Linked DNA regions of Homo sapiens: region 1 is linked to region 2. A link is an interaction called in ENCODE POLR2A ChIA-PET data of the cell type or tissue named here. Cell type or tissue: GM12878. All regions are shown on one strand. Links, peaks and the distances in the headings refer to the core of each region. The heading gives the core; the rest is flanking DNA.

The links. ChIA-PET counts read pairs that join two places held together with the same protein. Peaks named below come from ENCODE experiments on the same cell type or tissue, not always from the same donor. Only the 100,000 strongest peaks of a DNase experiment are listed, where the experiment ranks them.
Region 1: POLR2A ChIA-PET joins it to region 2 with 5 read pairs; 3 of 35 experiments call an interaction of 5 or more read pairs at or near these places.

Annotation. Positions count from the first base shown.
Region 1 is chr9:123,694,641-123,705,363 of GRCh38, reverse strand. All of the region lies in intron 5 of DENND1A (DENN domain containing 1A), which reads left to right. Among named protein-coding and RNA genes, the nearest start is that of MIR7150, 210 kb to the right of the region's middle. RefSeq lists an enhancer at 7,467-7,516. In GM12878, for the core only: no CTCF peak of the experiment used is centred there; no DNase peak of the experiment used is centred there; H3K4me3 peaks cover 778 bases; H3K27ac peaks cover 1,328 bases.
Region 2 is chr9:123,531,132-123,541,854 of GRCh38, reverse strand. All of the region lies in intron 13 of DENND1A (DENN domain containing 1A), which reads left to right. Among named protein-coding and RNA genes, the nearest start is that of MIR7150, 51 kb to the right of the region's middle. In GM12878, for the core only: no CTCF peak of the experiment used is centred there; DNase peaks (open chromatin) are centred at 5,274 and 5,766; H3K4me3 peaks cover 541 bases; H3K27ac peaks cover 575 bases.

The DNA of each region.
Region 1 (10,723 bases), core at 1,560-9,559, 160 kb before region 2:
TTTCCTTTTCTTGTCCAGCTGTGCTGCTTAATATCTTCAGTACAACGTTGAGCAGAAGTAAAGATAATGAATATACTCTTATTGTTCTTCATTTTAAAGAAAGTATATTAGCATTTCTCCAATAAGTCGTAAATAGATATTCTGTCTTAGATTAAGGAGATTCTTTTTTGCTCTTGTTTTATTTACGTGCCACAAATGAGTATGTCTAATTGTTACTCTTAAACTAATTCACTTATTTGTTCTTGCTGTCTTCACAGTGCTTTGTCTCTCATGTGTTTGTTTGTTTTTTTTTTTTAAATTCATCTTGCGTGGGATTTCAGCAATTCTGGAACAATCTCAACCATTATTTCTTTGACTTTTGATGCTTCTTTTTCTTATTATATCCTTCTGGAAATTTGATTAGAATACATTAGGCTTTTTCACTCTCTTTCATGTTGCTTGTTTTCCTTTTTCAGTTATTTCTTCTTCTTGTCTATTTAGATCCATTATGAATAACGTATCTGGGTTTATCTTCCGGCTCACTAATGCCACTTTTACTCGTGTCTAATCTTTTCATTTTGTGATATTCCATTTGGTTCTTTTATAGATCTGCTTGGCTGTTGGTAGTCTTTTTTTCCCCACCATTGTCAATCATTCCTTTAAAAAATGAGAAACTAAGTTTTTTACATGCATTAAACACTGTTTTATTCTGTTTCTGATTATTTTAGTTGTCCACAAAGCTTTATTTGTAGGAATTGGGGGAGTGGGGCTTGGCTCAATTTGAATCCCTCTAGAGTATATTTATATTTCAACTATGCTTCTGGCTATTACCTAGGAATACTAATAATTTGGGTTCTCTATAAATATGTTTGCCATTTTATGAGACCACGATGGGTGAATTTGGATTGCAACTCCATGTGAAAGCATACTTTTAGTTAGACGTGTCACTGGAGATATTTGCTTGTACCCTGCAACAGCATCAAGAATGAAGAATTTTCTGCTGATAGAATTTAATCAGAATATTTTATCCTTACACTAAAGATGTAGCCCTTGACTACCTAAGTATTAGGCTGTTGTGTACTTAAGAGATTTCTAGGCTTTATCTCCTTTCACCTCTGACCTGTGTCTCCATCATTTTGGGAGCTCAAAGTGTTCATGGTTTGGCAAAGAGCTTCAGGGGTAAAAACTAGCTTTATTGCTTGTTTACTTTTCTGAGTTCCATTTTTTTTTTTCATTTTATTTTTCGGGCCTCTAGAGTGTTTACTTTTTACCAGATTAGCAATATTTTTAAAGATGGTACATGAAAATATATAGTCTGGCATTTAATTGTATCAGTTGGGAGGGTTTTAAAAATATCTAATCTTCCATAGGCCAAAATGGATGAACTAAAGAAATGAAAACATATATAAATATAAAATATATATTTACATACACTAAAATTCACCAATTTTAAGTGTACAATTTAATGAGTTTGACAAATGTATACAGATGTATAACCACTACCATGGTCAAGATACAGAACGTTTCTGTCACTCCCAAAAGTTCTCTGTGCCCCTTTTTAGTCACCCCAACCTCCCCTGGCCCTAGGCAAGCACAAATCTGTTTTCTTTCATTGTCAATTAACTTTATCTTTCCTAGAATTTTATTTAAATGGAAAGGAGTACAATATGTACTCCTTTGTGTCTAGCTTCTTTTGCTCAGCGTAGCATTTTTGAGATTCATTCAAGTTATTTATATATGAGTAGCTTGTTCTTTTTGGTAAGGACTTATTACTGCCATTTTCATTGTTTTCTAGGTCCTTTCTTTCTTCCTCTCTTACTGTTTCCTTTGTGGTTGAGTGATTTTTCTATAGTAGTGTGTTTTGATTCTTTGCTTTTTATTTTTAGTGTATCTATTATAGTTTTTTGCTTTGTAGTTACCATGAAGCATATAAAAAACATAACTATAACAGGTTATTTTAAGCTGATAATAACAACTTAACTTTGATCACATGGAGACCAAAAAACTCTGTAGTTTAACTGTACATCCTCCCCTGACATTTTGAAATTTGATGTCATAATTTACATCTTTTTATAACGTATATCCCTTAACAAATTATCGTAGTTATTTTTTAGGCTGGGTGCAGTGGCTCACACCTGTAATCCTAGGTGGATGGATCACTTGAGTCCAGGAGTTCGAGACCAACCTGGGTAACATAGTGAAACCCCATCTCTACTACAAATACAAAACAAAGAAATTAGCCATGTGTGGTGGTGTGTGCCTGTGGTCCCAGCTACTTGGGTGGCTGAGCCAGGAGAATCACTTGAACCCAGGAGGCAGAAGTTGCAGTGAGCCGAGATCGCGCCACTACACTCCAGCCTGGGCTACAGGGAAAGACTCTGTATCAAAAGAAAAGAAAATCATTGTAGTTATTTTTAAAATAGTTTTGTCTTTTAACCTATATACTTGATATAAGGGACTTACATACCACCATTATGGCATTAGAGTATTATAAATTTGACTGTATACTTACTTTTACTTTCAGATGTTTTATGTTATTTATTAGCATCCTTTTCTTTCAGCTTAAGGAACTCCCTTTGGCACTGCTTGTAAGACAGGTCTGGTGATAGTGAACTCCCTTATCTTTTGTTTGTCTGGAAAAATCTTTCTCTCTCCTTCATTTCTGTAGGACAGATTTGCTGGGTACAGTATTCTTGGTTGACAGTATTTTTCCTTCAGCACTATAAATATATCATCGCAGTCTTTCCTGGCTTATAATGTTTATTCTCAGAAGTTTGCTGCTGGGTGTCTTGGAACTCTCTTATATATTATTTGCTTCTTTTGTCTTGCTGCTTTCAGGATTTTCTCTTTGTCTTTGATCTTTGACAGTTTGATTAGATTCTATCTTGGGGTAGTCTTATTTGAATTGAATCTGATTGGAGGCTTTTGACCTTTCTGTACCTGGATATTTGTATCTTTCTGTAGGTTTGGTATATTTTTTGCTATTATTTATTTAAATAAGCTTTCCTACCTCTTTATCTTTCTCTACCCCTTCTTGAATACCAGCAACTCATACATTTGCTCTTTTGATGCCATTCCGTAAATCTCATAAGCTTTCTTCGTTCCTTTTTTTTCCTTTTTTATCCTCTGATTGTATATTTTCAAATAACCTGTCTTTGACTTCACAGATTTTTTTCCTTCTGCTTAATCAGGTCTGCTATTGATTTTCTCTATTGCGTTTTTATTTATTTATTTATTTTTGTATTTTTCAACTCCTGAAAAATGTTTTTAAAAATTATTTTAGGCTCTGTTAAATTTCTAATTCTGGTCACTTATTATGTTTCTCATTTCATTGAATTGTTTATTGAGCACCTTTAAAATAGCTATTTTGGATTCTCTATCAGGCAGTACATACATCTTTGTCTCTTTATGGTCAGTCACTAGTACCTCATTTTGTCTGTTTAGTGACAACGTGTTTCCCTGATCCTTGTAGTCATGCATTGACCTTCTGTACATTGAAGAAGTAGGTACTTATTCCAGTCTTTGTAAGCTTTTGTGGCTTTGTTTTGGAACCTCCTTCAAAAGTAAGCCTGTTCAGAGTTTCTAGGCAGGTTGTCTGGTCTGGTCCCTAATCCTCAGATTGCTGTAGCTGTGGTAGCTTAGCATGCTAAGCCCATGGCTACCAAGGCTGGTACAGCACTGGGATATACCTGAAGCTCTTGGCTGCTGAGAGCCTGCCTGTTGCTGTGGGTTATTCATAGCCTAAGGCCACTGTAGTCAGCTGGCAGTGATGCAGGCCAGAACTCAAATCTGTGTTATAGGGGCTGCAGGTCTCTGGTGCTGGGGTGGGTCTAGAAGCTCAGTTCACAGGTGTCGGCCTGGAGTTAGAGGCCCTAGAGGTCTGCCTGATGCTGGGTTTTATGGTGGCAGGCTCAGTATTGGGGACCTAGACAAAGTCTTAGACTTATTTCTCTTTCCCCCAGGCAGATGATATCTCTTTCCACTGCCTGAGGTAAGGGGAGGGATGACATGGGTAATGCAAAATTGTCCTTTCTACCCTCTTTGATGTGTCTTTCTTATTATTGTGCTATAACCAGGCACTATGATCTGTTACATGGTTTCTTTAGCTCTTGTGAGGGTATTTTGAACTGTTTAAATTGATGTTTCTGTGTGGGGATAATCCCTGGAGAGTTCATTTCTGCCATTTTGCTCTACCTTCTATCAATTTTTACTTCTGAGTTCATGCTTTTTGTGTTCTGTGAAATCTCTGCATAACTTAAGAGCACAGAGATTTTCCCCTATATTGTCTTATAGACATTTTGTAGGTTTATCTCTTATACTTAGGTCTTCAGTCCATTTCTATAAATTTTTGTATGTAGTGTGAGGTAAGGAAATTGGTATTAAAATTGTAAGTTCAAATTAATAAAACAGAAGCTTTTATAATAGCATCAAAATATGAAATACCAAGGGATACATTGAACAAAATATTTGCCTGACCTGTGCACTGAAAATACAAAACATTGCTGAGATACATTTTTTTAAAAAGATCTAAATAGATATACCAGGCTGATGGATTCAAGGATTCCATGTTGTCAAGATGTTATGATGGTTAATCTTGTGTGTCAGCTTGTCTAGGCTATGGTACCTAATTATTTGGTCAAACACTAGTATAGATGGTACTGTGAAGGTATTTTAAATCTAACTAACATTTATAATCATTGACTTTTAGTAAAGGAGATCACCCTCCATAATGTTGGTGGTCCTCATCCAATCAGTTTAAAGCCTTCAGAGCAGAAACTGAGGTTTTCCAGAGAAGAAGGAATTCTGCTTCAAGACTGTAATTTAAAAATCCTTCCTGAGTTCCCAGCTTGCTGGCCTGCCCTACAAATTTTGGACTCAGGACTGCAACATCAGTTGTTACCTGAGTTTCCAGCCCACTGGCCTGTCCTATAGATTTCAAACTTGCCTCAACCAGTTACTTAACATAAATCTCTTTATACACACACACACGCATGCATACAATAGTCTATTCTGTTTCTCTGGAGGACTGTTACTGATACAGATGTCAGTTCTCCCCAAATTGATCTATAGAGTCAATGCAATAATACCACCAGGCCTTTTTTTCCTTCAGAATTGGGCAAGCTGATTCTAAAATCTGTATGAAGATTTTTGTGGCAAAGAACTTAGGCAAAATAACTTTTTAAAAGAAGAATAAAGTTGGAGGACACATATTACCTGATCTCCAGTTTTATTGTAGAGCTACAGTAATTGAGACATTGTGGTATTGGCACAAGGGTAGACCATACGGATTAGTAGAACAGAATAGAGAATCAACTGATATCTAGATATATTTTTTAGAAAGGTGCCAAGGTAATTCAAAGGGTAGTCTGTTAAAAAATGAAAGGGTAGGGCAGGCATAGTGGCTCACACCTGTAATCCCAGCACTTTGGGAGGCTGAGGTGGGTGGATCACCTGAGGTTGGGAGTTTGAGACCAGCCTGGCCAACATGGCGAAACTCCGTCTCTTCTGAAAATACAAAAATTAGCTGGGTGTGTTGGCACATGCCTGTAATCCCAGCTACTTGGGAGGCTGAGGCAGGAGAATTGCTTGAACCTGGGAGGCAAAGGTTGCAGTAAGCTGAGATCACGCCACTGCACTCCAGCCTGGGTGACAGAGCGAGACTCTGTCTCCAATAAAAAAAAAAAAAAAAAAAAAAAGAAAGAAAGAATGAAAGGGTAGTCTATTAAAAAATGTCGATGGAGCAGTTGGGTATCCGCAGGGAAAAAAAAGGAACTGAGTTTTGGATGAAATCACTTTTTCCAATACAGAAGAAGAAAATAATTATCTTATTATTTCAGAGATGGGCACAGGGAGCCAGGGTGAGGGGGGAACCTGGAAGATGGGGACGGGGTGAGCTTGAGGGAGAGGTCGAAAATAATTACCTTTAATTTCATCATCCAAAGATAGATATTGTGGTGTTTTCTGTTAGATGTTGTCTTATAATATATGTAATATACAGATAACTTAAATGTATATATTTTTAAATTTACATGTTTGAAAACCTTTTTACTGGATTTGCTTTTTACATATTTTTATAACATCACAGCTTTCCATCTGAAGGACATTTGAATGACCATATGATACTAAGTCATGAAGGTGTTCCATATTTTACCTAATGATTCTCAACTGTTGGAATTAATAATAGTGATAGTAATAGCAGCTGCCATTTATTGATTACTTTCTACCTGGAAACTATGCTAAGCAGGTTTTATGAATTGTATTATTTAATCCTTATGACAGCTCTTTAGTTGGCTCCATTAAAAAAAAAGTAGGGGGAACCACGGGTTAAGTCACATGCCTGTCTCTAATGTGTGAAGCTTAGATTTATAATTAATTGTCTTTTATTCCAATACCTGAGAAAAATATACTGCCATTCTTTAGGCTTTTTATAGTTTTTTGCCACCGTAAATTCTGAGGCAGATATCTTTGTGTAGAAATTACTGTCTACATTTCAGACATCTGAACTTCTTCTCTTCTGCTAGTCCTTTATATGTTTGATCCATCTTCACTGAATGAAATATTTTCAAAGCCTGTGTAGGTGTGCAACGTAGTACGCAGGGCAAAGCAGTGCACAAACTGCCAAGCTGTTCTTTTGGTTGCCAGTGGCTTGAGCCAAACAGCACCAGACCATGATGGGCATTTCTATAGGAATGCATATCTTCTGGGGAACGAATCTAAGGGATCCGTAGAGCTGACTATTTGGTGGTTAGACTCATGTTGTAAAACGAAGGAGAAACAACTTTAGTAGTCTGTACCCTAGGACATTTTTAAATGAAATTATATAATGTTGGTCCAGTGACTTAACCCTCTGCCTTGGCTTTTCCATCTGAGAGAAGAGCATTAAGTTAGAGCTTTGTCTCCAAGTAAGATGCCCTAAAGAGGTAGTATTGCCTAATGAGCAAAATCATATCTGTTGATGATTTGGATGTCACTAAGGGGGCAGTACTACTACACTTGTGGTATAGCCTTGAAGCTAGAGAGATTTAGGTTCAGATATAGCTCTAAACCATTTATAGCTTACCAAATGATTTCAGACAAATTTCCTGAGCCTTTTTGAGCTCCGGTTTTCTAATTACTTGGAATATAAAACAAGCACACACTGATCTTTAAGCAAGGGATCTCTTCTCACGACTCCTTGGTTTGTTCTTTGGACTTTTCCTCACCTTATTTGGGCTGTGATTTTGTAGAAGAATCAGGGTCCTCTACCCCTCCACAACCCCCATATGATCTAAGGCTTCTTTTCTCTAATGAGCAACTTATTTCTGCTTATTCTGTATGATATGATAAGGATAGAGTTAAATCTTCTCGGTCCTTAACTTCTATTATCTGCAGGTCTGCCTATCTTTTGCATTCTCTTAACCTGTTGTTGACAGCAAAAGTGGCCTAAGTAAGACAGGAGGCCATGTCTAAATTTGTGAAGAGTTGTTTTTAAACAGCCTAAAGGTTGTGTTTATATTTAGAATGTCTTTTCACTTTCATTTCCATGTTAAAGGCTTATGTACCATTAGTGTTAGGGTAAAAACAAAAAAGCACAGCAGCTCTAATAGTCTCTCCAGTACACCTTGTGTCACTCCATGACTACTCCTGGGGTTCCTGGTTTTTCGCATTGAGGCTCCAAGAACCCTGGAAACTCACTGCAGAAGTGGGGGAAGGGGGAGGAAGGAAGGAGGAGGGAGACTGTGAAGTAACTCAGGAATGGAAAACCAAACACCGTATGTTCTCACTGATATGTGGGAGCTAAGCTATGAGGATGCAAAGGCATAAGAATGATACAATGGACTTCGGGGACTTGAGGGGAAGAATGGGACGGGGCAAGAGATAAAAGACTACAAATAGGGTGCAGTGTATACTGCTCGAGTGATGGGTGCACCAAAATCTCACAAATAACCACTAAAGAACTTACTCATGTAACCAAGTACCACCTGTACCCCAATAACTTATGGAAAAATAAAAATAGAATAAAATTCTATAACAACAACAAAAAAGTTGGAGAAAGATAGCTGGTGGGTAGAATAATATGGGAAGTTGTACTTTTAAATTAATTTTGTCTTGTATGACTAAAGACACACTGATTTTTGCCTAGAGAAACCTTTGTTTAAAATGGTTGTTTTTTAATCCAAGAAAAAAGTGGAATATGGAACCTAGGTGGGGATTAAATAAATGTGCATGTGTGCATAATTTTTTCCCTTTTCTCCTGTTAAAATGGCAAGCAAAATATCTGGGGAACAGATATATTCTGCAAGCGGATCTTCACCATGTTAGAATTTGGGGATTACTCTTAATGCAAAAGAAATGCCCCTTTTATGGTTTGTATAGCTCCAAATTGCCGGTTAAATTTAACCGGCACAGTGGCAGGTATTTTGTAAGATGTGGCTGATACGTAGCACCTTACAAAGTTTATTTTGAGTGATCAACAAAGAATACTGGTGAATAGAGACCTTTTTAGTTGTGTTCTTATTTCTTTATTTTCCTATGCCCTGTCCAACTAAGCTGGAGAGGACATGATCAGATCACTATAGTAATTTAGAAAGGAACACGCTCTATCCCTGCCCCTTCGCTGTCTAATGAGTTCATGTAAAAAATATATCAAAAGAAATTCTCATCGCAGAATCCTCACATTTCAAAGGGGAGTATATTTATTATAAGAACTGCTGATTCATTAGGAATGCTTCCTAATTCGCACAGCAGCAGCTGCTTCTGGTTAGAATAAACTCTGTCTCCTCCTTTGTGCCCTGTCTCTCCAAAGGGATGTTAAATTTTGGTTTAAGATTTTCTCTTGCTTTAGCTTTTTCTCTCCCACTCTTCCTCTTTCCCCAGTTGTAATGCTTTATTCTATTCAGTGTTCATAGGATTTGAACAACCTACTGTACCCACTCTCCACCTTTAAAAATGACTTTCCTTAAGATTACAAATGCTAACAAAACTCTTCCGATAATGTGTTTTGTTTGCATTCACAGTGGCAGTGGAGTATATTGTACAGCAGTAAAGAAAAAAGTTGAGACACCTTGTAGTCATGAATTCTAAGTGCAATAATTTAAAGTACAGGAACTGCCATTGTCTGTTAAATGAAACCACTGTATTAACGTATCATAGCATGCTGTTCTAATCACTTTTCTCCAAATACCAGCTTTTGAAAGAAACATGGCTGTATTTTTTTATACAAAATCTGAAATCGTGTAATTGAATGGCTTGGCAGAATAGGTAAATGAATGTAGCAACATGCATTCAAATATGTCTCTTGGGTTTGTAATGAGCTGATTTTGAAGTTCACAGTTGTAAGACTTGCCATTTTATTTCCTGATTTTATACTCCGGACCCAGACAAAGGTGCCAGTTTTTTGGTGTGGGTTTTTTTTTTTTTTTTGTATTAACAGAAAAAGGAAGAAGAAAATTGTTCATAAAAATCAGTTTGCCTTTTTTGGGCATCACTATTGGATTCTGTGTTCCAGTAACCTTTATTCAACTGTCCTTCTATAAAATTATCTTCTAATGTGACCATTTCTACTTAATTTTAGAATTATTAACTGCCTCTGTTAGAGCTGAAAGAAATTCTGTCATGTTGGCCGGGGTTGGTAGTCTGCCACGGGTGTGTGCCCACACTAGTATGAGAGAGAGTTGTTGCCTGTGCATACTTCTCTCATAGCATTAATCTTAGTAATTACACTTGTTGATTTACAAGTCTGAATCCCCCACTAGACACTGAGCTCCTTGAAACTAGAGATTGTATCAGAATCGCCTGTTAGCCCCAGGACCCAGCAAAGGACCTCACAGTCAGTCAATGGTTTATGACCAATGAGCTATAGAATGCTGTATTAGTCAGAGTTCTCTAGAGGGACACACTAATAGGATATATATATATATAAAACTCAATGACATCATATTCTTTAGAATCTATAGTGTTCTTATCTCTAATAGTGTTTTGAAAATTGGTATCCTTGTTAGCTTGAATCCTCCAAGAAGCTGACATCAAGACAGGATTAACAGATTCTGTGTTGAAATAGAATGATTTATAATTTCAATAATATTTAGCGTATGGACTTTTAACAGTAATGTGCTGACAACAATCTTATTTGAATTTCTTTTGAAGTTAAGGCTTATATTCTTAGAGAACTTTTGTTTCTCCATATATATATATATGGAGAGTTATTAAGTATTAACTTACACAATCACAAGGTCTCACAATAGTCTATCTGCAAGCTGAGGAGCAAGGAGAGCCAGTCCGAGTCCCAAAACTGAAGAACTTGGAGTCTGACGTTTGAGGCCAGGAAACAATCCAGCATGAGAGTAAGTTGTAGGCTGGGAGGCTAGGCCAGTCTCTCTCTCCTTTTCATGTTTTTCTGCCTGCTTTATATTCACTGGCAGCTTATTAGATGGTGCCCACCAGATTAAGGGTGGATCTGCCTTCCCCAGCCCACTGATTCAAATGTTAATCTCTTTTGGCAATACCCTCACAGACACACCCAGGATCAATACTTTGTATCCTTCAATTCAATCAAGTTGACACTCAGTATTAACCATCACAACTGGTAAGCCAAATGGGTGTCCGAGTAGATACCAAAGTGTGCAGTAGACAAAAAGATCATCAGCTTTGGAGCTAAAGAGACATCATTTCGAATCCTGGTTAATTAAGAGATTGGGAATTGCTTATGGAATCCAATTGAGATTTTGATGTTTTAGGACAATTCTAGATATTGAAAACAGCGACT
Region 2 (10,723 bases), core at 1,705-9,704:
ATTTGTTAAGTGGGGATAAAAATGCCACCCTCGTAAAATTGTTTTCAGAATTAAATGCGATGGCAGATGGGAAGTACTCGTCCTCTGTGCATCTTTCCTGCCCTCCACAGCAAACTTTTTATCCAGTGAATGCCCAATTCACCAGCAGTCACATTCCATGGAGGCGTGGCAGGATTTTTGGAAACCCTTTAACTGGAGATTATTTATGTTTGGCTTGCTGGTCCCTGTTAGTGATGTGACCTGGCAGGTCTCCACTCAACCCTGTTTCCATCAGTCACAGCTCACTGGCATTATTCATAAGCTAGTTGCTTGGGACTTTTCTTTGCTCATATTCCTACTGCGAGGAATGTTCACTCTCGTCTTCACAATAAAATGGTCTGGAGGTTTTGAGGTTGTCTTGAGCAAGTCAGCTGCCAGCTTAAAAGGTCATTATCTGTTCTCTGAAGGGAAACTTTTATCCCGGGTTGATTAGTTTTATCCTGGGTTGATAAGTGTTTATGCAAAAGAAGTAGGGGTAGGAAAAACCTGGTACTCACTGAACTCCTACTTCTTGCCCTTTATGTATATTTTCTTGGTTAAATGTACACAGTATTATCCCCAACTTGCTAAATAAGAAACATAAAGCAGAGAGAATTGAAATTACTTAATGCAACAACTTTGCTCAAACATTTACCAAGACCCTACTAAACCAGGGGACTATTCTAGATGCTTGGAATTGCAGCAGTGAACAAAATGAAGTCCTAGTCCTCAAATCTCTTCTACCTTAGGAAGACACAGAGAGTAAACAAAGATGAAAATCAACATATAATATGTCTGATGGTAATAAGTGTTATGCAGAAAAAGAAAGCTAAGGAAGAAGATAGAGAAAGCTCCTGGGTGAGGTGAGGTAGGTGCCAAGAAGAAAGAGTCGGACTAGAGCCAGGTCTGTCTGCCTCTAGAACTCACGGTTTTTCCACTGGTCCCATGCTGCTTCCGATCCTCTTTGGTGATGGTTTCCAGCATCTAGGGAGGAAACATGAACTCCTCTAGCATCTTGCTTCTTAGTCTAAAGCTGATAATTCAATGTGTCAGGGTGGTGACTTTGCATTCCTGGGGTACAGAAAACATTTTTGCCGTACTCCCTGCTGTCAGCAGCATGTAGCTGTTTCTTTCGTCTCTCTGGTTTCACAGACACATTTAGTCTTGATGCAGAAAGCATCTTGCCAGCTTGGACTCGAGCCCTAGTGCTGAGGAGACCAGTCTGTCCTAAAGGAGGGTCTCTGTGACTGCTGGGCTCAAAGGAACTCATCACTTCTTTTTTCTCTTCTTCCAAAAAGTGATGCTCCAGGGAGTGGCTTATGTCATCTTAATACCTGTTTCCTGATCTTTAGGACTCACCAAGACAGTCTAATTCTATTTTTAAAAATGCTGCCACCTCCTCTGTACCAGGCCCAGTGGCAGGCACTGAAGAAAAGAGATGGAACCTACTTAACAGGAGTCAGCCAGACCTGGGTTCCAAGTACCACTTTTCTATTTCTGTAATTTTGGGCATGCTACTTAACTCCTTAGCTTCAGTTTTGTCATCTGTAAAATGGGAAGAATAAATGTAATCTGCCTCACAGGATTGGTGTGAAGATTAAGTTAGATAATACAGCATGGTACCTGGCTCTTCGTAAGAGCTTAATATTAGTTTTTAAAATATACCACAGTAACCATTTAATTTATAGCTGAGTTTACATTTTGTCCTATGAGGAAACAGTTGGGTAGATACAAGATTTTCTTTCTCAAAGTGTATGTATTTTAGTGGAAAATACAGTAATAATCCTCATCATGCTGACACTGTTTACAAAGAAGTGTTGGCATTCAATCTTTATAGTGTATTTCCCACTAGGTAGGTACCGCTATACCTTTAAAAATCTATTTATTATAAAATAAAACATAAAACTGCCTTAATCAAGTGGATGATGTAATGAATTTTTTTTTTTTTTTTTTTGAGACGGAGTCTCACTTTTTCACCCAGGCTGGAGTGCAGTGGCGCGATCTCGGCTCACTGCAAGCTCTGCCTCCCGGGTTCACGCCGTTCTCCTGCCTCAGCCTCCTGAGTAGCTGGGACTACAGGCGCCCGCCACCGTGCCCGGCTAATTTTTTGTATTTTTAGTGGAGATGGGGTTTCACCGTGTTAGCCAGGATGGTCTCGCTCTCCTGACCTCATGATCCACCTGCCTCGGCCTCCCAAAGTGCATGAATTTTTATAAGACCAACACTTTCCAAAACAAGAAACAGAACTTTCCTGCCCACCCTAGAATCCCCTTTCATCCCAACTCTTTCCTTTTCTCCATAAGTAACCACTATCTTGATTTCATGCCACTATCTTGATTTCATGGTAATCACTTCCTTGCATTAAAAAAAAATAGTTTTATTACCCAAATGTTTATGCCTGGAAACTATAGGTGACTTTTTCTGTTTTAAAAATATATGACTTTTAATTCTCTTTCAACTTATAGGTTCCTCCTCCACCCCTTTCATTTACTTACAATTTATTTGTGTATGAACTCAAGCCTGTGGTGATTTCCCACTGTGTGAGTTTTGCTGATGGCATACCATGTTCCTCTGTCCCCTGTATTTCCTGCTAATTGACAGTTGATCCAGAGATTGGATAGACTGAGGTTCAGTCCCTTTTGCAAGACTGTAGGAGGCATACCAGGTCTTGTTTTGTCTGTTTTAGTGATCTTAGTAGCCAATGTGTTTAATATCTATATCTGTTTATTCACTGGGAGTTGAAAAATGGTGATATTCTAAGCTTATAATTTGTTTTTCATTTATTGGTTGGAATATTTTTATAAAGAGACAGTTTCCCTCATTTAATATTTACTCAGTGTTAGCGTTCATACAAGCCAAAGCAAAATAAATGTTTGACTCTTTCTCTTTATTTACCACTTTTTAATATAATGAATTGTTGGTTCCCTATCATCCTCCAAAGGTGACAATTGATACATACATAAATATGTATGAATTCATATATATATATATATATATATATATATATATATATATATATATATATATGTATGAGTTGTCACCTTTGGATTCATACACACACACACACACACACACACACACACACACTCACACACATAATTGCCTGGTGGATTTCAACATATTTGATGGATTTTGGTTCATTGCGATTGTCATTTTTTATTTAATTACTTTTAATTTTTAATTATTAAAATAATTATTTTATTAAACTCAAACCCTCCCATCTTTGGTCAGTGAGAAATACTTCAGGTTGACACCTGAGTACTTTTTTTCTACATGAACCTAGTAGTCTTTGATAGCTCTCTTGCTATCTGATATTACAAGAGGTTCCAGGCTTATCTTGTACATCCTACCCCCAAACCTGGAATCAGACATTTCTTCAGGAAGCACTGGTTTCTTTTTAGTGAGAAATTATATCTCAAGACCAAAACCTGGCTTAGGATACTCATTGCTACTGAGTTGGCCATTGTTTCTAGGCCTTTTCATTGAACAGAGCTAGGAAACATATGCTTATGTACGTAAATCTCTTGTCGTTCATATTGATACTTCCAATTAAAATTCAAGACTACAGAGCTTTTACTTAACCTCTTCTCTATTACATTTGTATTTCCTCTCTCCCATATGAAAATTCTGATTCTCAAGGGCAGAAGGAATAATAAAATACTCCAGAATTACTAATTTAGTTTCATAATCTCCAAAAATAATACACATACTACCATGAGCATAATTACAGAAAACCTTTTAACTATTTTTTGGTATGTTCTTTCCTCCCATTTTTGACTAGTTCCGCTGTATTTACATTGCTAGAGCATGCAGCCATTACGCAAGACACTGTCTCCCTCTCAGTCTTCAGGGGACTCTGTCTGTTACTGCCAGTCCTAATGGTGATGCCTCTGCAGTCATTTTTTATTGCCTGACACTTGCTCCCTGGTAAATCCCCTAGGAAAGTTCCTGGGAACAATATTCTGTCCGTTGTTAAAAGTTGATAATCACTTTTCTATGTCCTTTAAACATGTAAGTCAGTTTTGCTGGATGGAAGATCCTTGGCTCATACATTCTATTTTGAGTATCTTGAATGTGTTACTTCATTTTCTTCTCGCAAAGTGTTGCTGTCAAAGTTAATGATAATCTCAATTTTATTTTGTTAATAAGTCACTTTTTTTTTTTTAACTACATGCCCAAGAGTTTTTTCTTTGTTTTTTTGTTTTTAAGTTCAGCAATTTTATTAGATTGACTTTGGTAGTTGTTCTGGTTCTGTAGACCAGGAATACAATTTCATACATCCTTTTTTTTTAATTTCAGGAAACTTTTCTTGAATTAACTTTGGTTCTGATTATTACTTTTTCTTCTTCAGGCACTCCAGTTAGCCGTATATTCAATCTTCTTTGCCTATTTTCAATATTTTTCACCTTCTTTAAAATCTCTTTTATCTCTTTATTTCTTTTTAAATATATTATTGAGATGTTATTCCTTTTGCTGTATTTTTGAATTTTGAAGTTTTCTGGTTTTCTTTTGTTTTTATTAAGGCATTGTCTGTTGAGTTGATTTGTTCTTATATTCCTTTATTCTGAATATAATAATCTAGTTCTTTTTTTCTTATATAGTTCTTATTTCTGAAAAGAGTTTTCATTTCTAATATTTTCCTGAGTTCTATCCCCTCATTTTTAGGTTTTTGTAATTCAGATTTATGTTGGTTTTTCATGCTTTATGCCATTTTCTTAGTGTCTTTAGCTCATTTTGACACAGTAGGTTGTAGTTTTAATCTGTTTTGTGGGCATACCTCTCAGGCATGCTGTCATTGTGTACAAGGCTGTTATTCTGTCTCTTTTTATTTTTCTTATAATAACCTTATGTGGGATTTGATCTCAGTGTTTTGTTGTTGTTGTTCATTTTTATGTGAAATTAGGTTTCCTGACTTTAGAATGAGAAGAAGTTCCAGAAAGCTTTTCTAACTTCACTGAGTTAACAGCTCTTCTGTTGTTTTTGGTGGTGGTCAATAATGTGACAGCTGCTTTCTGGTGTTTTGTGGGTTCCCTTCCCCTACTTTGATCTAGACCTCCATTTCCTGTCCTCTCTCTCTCTCGTATCTGTCCTGCTCAATCTTGGTTCCATTCCCAGCAGTTTCTCCCCATTGTGGACCCCTGTCCTGGAAGGAGGTCCTCATGCATTTTCTCGGGAGTTCCTAGGAACTCCTAGCATTTGCGGAGGCTGGACGGCTCGGTCTCCTTCAGTCCTTCTTACCATGGGCCCCTCACACTGACCTGCTGTTGCAGAGGCCAAAACACTTCCACTTGTAGAAGCTGTTCTCAGATTGACTCACTGAGCTTTCTGCAAGTCGCTGACAGCTTTTCTTTTTCTTTTTTTTTTTTTTTTGGAGACAGAGTTTTGTTCTTGTTGCCCAGGCTGGAGTGATATAATCTTAGCTCACTGCAACTTCTGCCTCCCGGGTTCAAGCAATTCTCCTGCCTCAGCCTCCCGAATAGCTGGGACTACAGGCATGTGCCACCACGCCCGGCTAATTTTTGTATTTTTAGTAGAGACGAGGTTTCACAATGTTGGCCAGGCTGGTCTTGAACTCCTGACCTCAAGTGAGCCACCTGCCTCGGCCTCCCAAAGTGCCGGGATGTGAGCTACTATGCCTGTCCAATGTTTTGAGGTCTACTTGTGCTGAGGTCTGTCAGTGCAAATACCAACATGAAGCCAGTTTGGTGGTGGTTTGTACTTGCCTGCTTGCATTTGGGGGTTCATTGTTCACCTGGTTTTGTTGTAACTATTGCACATATTTGAGGTTTTGCTATATAGTCAGTTTGCCTTTTTTATGTGGAGGTTTGAAGAGGTTGAACAATTATACTACCACTGCTGCTACCACTGCCAGATTCCCAGAATCCCCCTTTTCTGTTTTCCCAATTTTTCCTTAGAAATCCTAGGAAAGGTAAAATATCTTTCATGAGTGTAGTAAGTGCCCTCTTGGAATTTACATTCTAGTGGAGGAAGACAGAGAATAAACATGAACAAAAAATAAAAGAAGATGAGTTCAGATAGTGATGCGTGCCATGAAGAAAAACCACTGTAAAGGGGTAGCAAAGCCAGGGGAGGTGTTTTTCTGGTACTGTTCTCCAAAGAGGTGGTATCTGAGCTGAAACCTGAGTGATGAGAAGTCACCGGCATTCAAATAGCTGGGATCTGAGCATTCTAGGCAGAACAGACAGCAAGTACAGAAACCTGAGGTAGACACAAGTTTGGCCTGTTTCAGAGATGGAAAACAAGGCAGCATGGCTAAAGCAGAGTGAACACAGAGAGAAACATAGGAGACAGAGGCCGAGAGAGGCAGGGGCCAGATTGTGAAGGGTCTTGTGGGCTGGGGAAGAGAGTTTCAATCGTTGGGGGCTTTTTTAGAGACAGGGTTTCTTGTGTCACCCAGGCTGGAGTGCAGTGGCACGATCATAGCTCACCACAGCCTCAAACTCCTGGACTCAAGCGATCCTCCCACCCTGGCCTCCTGAGTACCTGGGACTACAGATGCACACCACCATGCCCAGCTGTGAGAGTCTGGATTTTAATCTAAGTACCGTGGAAACCATTGGAGTGACTTTAAGCAGAAGGGTAGAATGATCCAGCTTAAGTTTTACGACACTTATTTTGGCTGTTGTGTGGGAAAAGGGCTGTAGGGACAACAGAGTGAACGTCAGGTAATAGTCAAGGGTCTAGGGAGAGACCACTGTGGTCAGTGGAAATGGTGAGAAGTGGTCAGATTTGGGGTGTTATTTGGGTAGAGGTGACAGGATTTGCTGATGTGTTCGATGAGGGAAAGAGAAGAATTAAGGATGTCTTCTGGGTTCTTGGTCTGCCTCCAACTTTTTGTCCTTTTGAATCTTAAGAGAAGGCCAGGTAGCACCTTGGTCCTAAATAGTCACTATAAAGCAAGTGAAGGGGGGGAAAAAAGCCACAGACAGGAAGATAATACTTGCAACTTTAGCTGACAAAAAAGGCTTGGCGTCCAAGATCATGTAAAGTATTTCTATAAATCAATGAAGACTAAAACAGGGGAAAGATATGATCAGACGTTTCACAGGAGAGTTAACATGAATGGTTTATAAACTTAGGAAAATACACTCAACTGATAATCAAGGAAACAAGACCAAGACAGTGTTTTGTTTTGCACACATTCAATTAGCAAAAATCGGGAAGGCAGATACTTATATTGCTGAGGTAGGTGTGTGGAGCAACAAGAACTCTCATTTTGCTGACAGCAGTGTAAATTGGTACCAGAATTTTGGAAAACAATTTGGCATTATCTTATAAAGTTGAAACTCTTGCACATTTAGGCTAGGAAACATACACAAAAAATGTTCTTATCAGCAAAAAACTGGAAGCAATTCAAATATATGTTGAAAGATAGTAGATGAATAATATTTACGTGATGAAATATTATACAGCCATGAAAACTAGTTACTTTAAGCTATAAACAACAACATGAATGTATCTTAGAAGCATACAGCATGATACTGATTTTTAAGGCCCAACAGTAAGCAAAACTAAACATTATTTGAGCTACATACATGTGTGGTAAAACTTTGAAATTCTCAGAAACAGAATTGAGAAAAAGTCTTAGTAGGGTCAGCAGGAAGAGGCAAGAGGAGGCAGTGGAAAAACTCTTAAGACAATGTGAGGAAGACGAAAATGTCTGTTTCTTTAGGAGGGTAGGTTCGCAGATGCTCATTGTGTTATGCTATGTTGCTTAATATAAGTTCCATATAGTCTTTCACATATAAATTGTGTGATAAATGACATTCAATGGAATTACAAAATAGATGAAGTATTAATAATTTCCAAATCTTGTCTTTCATAATATCATGTTTAAAATCCAGCTCAAAAATTCTGAGGTCCAGACCCCTCTAGTGTAACACATTTCAAACTTTCCAAGGATCTTGAAATATGACTTGACCCCATATATTGAGGTTCTGGGTTTCCACAGTGGCCGTGGAGGAGAGGGAGTGGTTCAGCTTGAATGTACGTAAACATTCTTTCCCACATTTTTAGTAACTAAACACAGGAAATCCCACTCACAGCCCTTACCCTTTACTGACCTTTCTAGAAAGAATTCAGAAACTCTATTGGACAAGTAAATTCCTTCCTGCAGCTTTGAACAGAGCATCTCCAATGGGTCCCCCTCTGTAGTGGCAGCATCCAGCACTCTCCACCTACCTGACTGGTTGGAAGACTCTCTCCCTCCAGTTCGCAGTGCTTGAGACATTGTACAAGTACACAGACACCAGACACCAACCTCCAAAATCCAAGAGGTCTGTCTTTCTGCAGTCCATGGATGTGCAGCAAATGGCAGGTGAGCTCTGGGCTCTGAGAAAGCCAGGCTTGAGTGCAGTACCATTTCTTCCTCTCCTGTTCTAAAACTCAGAATGCCCAAAGATATTGGAATAGTCCCATGGATTCCATAGCCATGTTTTTCTTGTGCTAAAGAGAGTGGGCGAATGAATTTGTGCCTTTTTATTTTTAATCAAGATAAAAATCCAGGTGGGAGAAAGAAGCCCACCATGAAAATAGAGTAAAAGCATTCTCAAAATGTGTACCGAAACATATCTTGAGCACCTTCTATGTGCTTGGCACAGAGCTAGGCACTCTCTGACCACGTGGCTAGTAAGTGGTAGAATTAGGATTCAGAGATAGGACTTGATTCTGTAGAAAATGTGAGTTTCCTTTTGCAGGAGAATTCAACAGCAGAGATAGAGAAAGCCAGAATGAGATCTTTCTTTCTCATTTTGATATACATTAAGCTGTAACCCTGCATTTCCTACATAAAATGTCCTATGTGTACTTGTGTGCATGATTGTTGTTTGTGAGTGCCAACTCCTGGTGAAGCTACCATCTGCATTATTTATCCAGGTTTAAGATGCAGCTTCTTTGATTCATGCTGAGCTCTGGCCTGCAGCCTTATTAGTTTCTTTTTGTTGATTAATACACATTGCAGCTCTTAGAAGATATAGTGAGACCTCTAAAAACAACTGTCTGGTGAGTGATAGGTACTTCCTATACTTTGGGCTATAGGAAGCCAGTTTACTTTCTGTGGCAGATGGGTTTTCTGTGCATCTTTTAGTTTTTAATTCTCTTAAAAGAAGGGACTTTTATTTTAAGGGCAGTTGGGTAACTGCCATTTTCTAGGTTTCCCAATGTAGATTTCACTTGATTTTTCAAAGGGGTGCTATGATAAAAGACATAGAGCCTACCTTCATACTTGAATCACTTTCAGGAAGATTTCAGTCATTAACAGTGCTTTCACTAACAATGACAGATTGAGGTAAGACTAGAGGGTTTGACCTGAATTGAGGGACATTCTACAAAATAGCTGGCCTGTACTCTTCAAAATGTTAATGTCTTGCAACAAAGGACAACCCAAGAACTATTCTAGATTAAAGGAGGCTAAAGGACAGGACAACGGAACGTGGTGTGTGATCCAGGATTTTCTTTTGGTATAAAAAGTCATTATTGGGACAGTTGGTGAATTCTGAATCAAGTCCAAATTTTAGATTTGTATTGTATCAATGTTAATTTTCTAATTTTGATCATCGCACTATGGTTATGTAAGAGGACATTCTTGATTTTAGGAAATATAGTCAGTTTGTTATAATGCCTGTTTTGACAACACAATGTTCCAATGCCATCAGTATGTCAGGGAGCAATTTGAGCATAATGTGAATTTCATTTCATTTGATTCATTTGATTGTACAGGGTTTCACCTATGAAAAATTCTAAGTGAATGAAGAAAATTGCCCCCAGCTTAGCCAAGATGCACATGCACAGAACACACATGCACACCCTTCAGGTATTTGCCAATTACCTCCATTCATCACATGTTATAAGCCACATCTGTCCTGCCCATGTCTGGTGCTATGATTTTCTGTCCTCTTCTCGCCACTTCACCATATACTCACAAGCTGCAACCCTCTGCCCCTTCCACAAACAAACTGTAGATCTTTTTCAAGGTAAAATGACATATTTATTATGGGGTTTATATATTTCTTAACCATTTGCTATGTGTAAAAGTAGGCTACCATTTTTAAGTTTCTTATTTCTAGCATGTCACTGAAGTTTTTGAGTGTGGTGAAAATGTGATGATTTTTAGGAATGCTTAAGTATTTGAGGGTAAAAGGATATCATGTCTGCAATTTTTTCTTAAATGTTTTAGGAAGACATTTTATATGTAAAACACATATAATTGCCTTCTGTGTGTGTGTGTGTGTGTGTGTGTGTGTGTGTGTGTGTGTGTGTGTGTAGAGAGAGAGGGGGGAAGAGAAGGATAAAGCCAATGTGGTAAACTGTTAACATTTTGGGTAATCTGGGTGAAAGGTCGGTGGTAATTCTTTCTATTATTCTTGCAACTTTTTCATAAATATGAAACTATGTCATAATAAAAAGGTGAAAGGAAGAAAAAGACTCAGGGAATGGAAAAGATTTTTTAAAAATGAAGTCCAAATGTAAAAAACTAAGGAAGGCAAAAGGAAAGGGAAAATGATTCAGCTGGGAAAATAATGAAAGCAGAGTGGGAGAGAGGATCTTAAACAAACCTTCTACGAAGTGGATTAGAACATGAGTTTAGTTTGATGCAAGCTGTTTGTAAAATATCATAGGAATACTACGGCTACAAAATGGGAAAGAAACATTTGCTTTCCCAGAAAGATTTTTTTGGAAGTCTAAC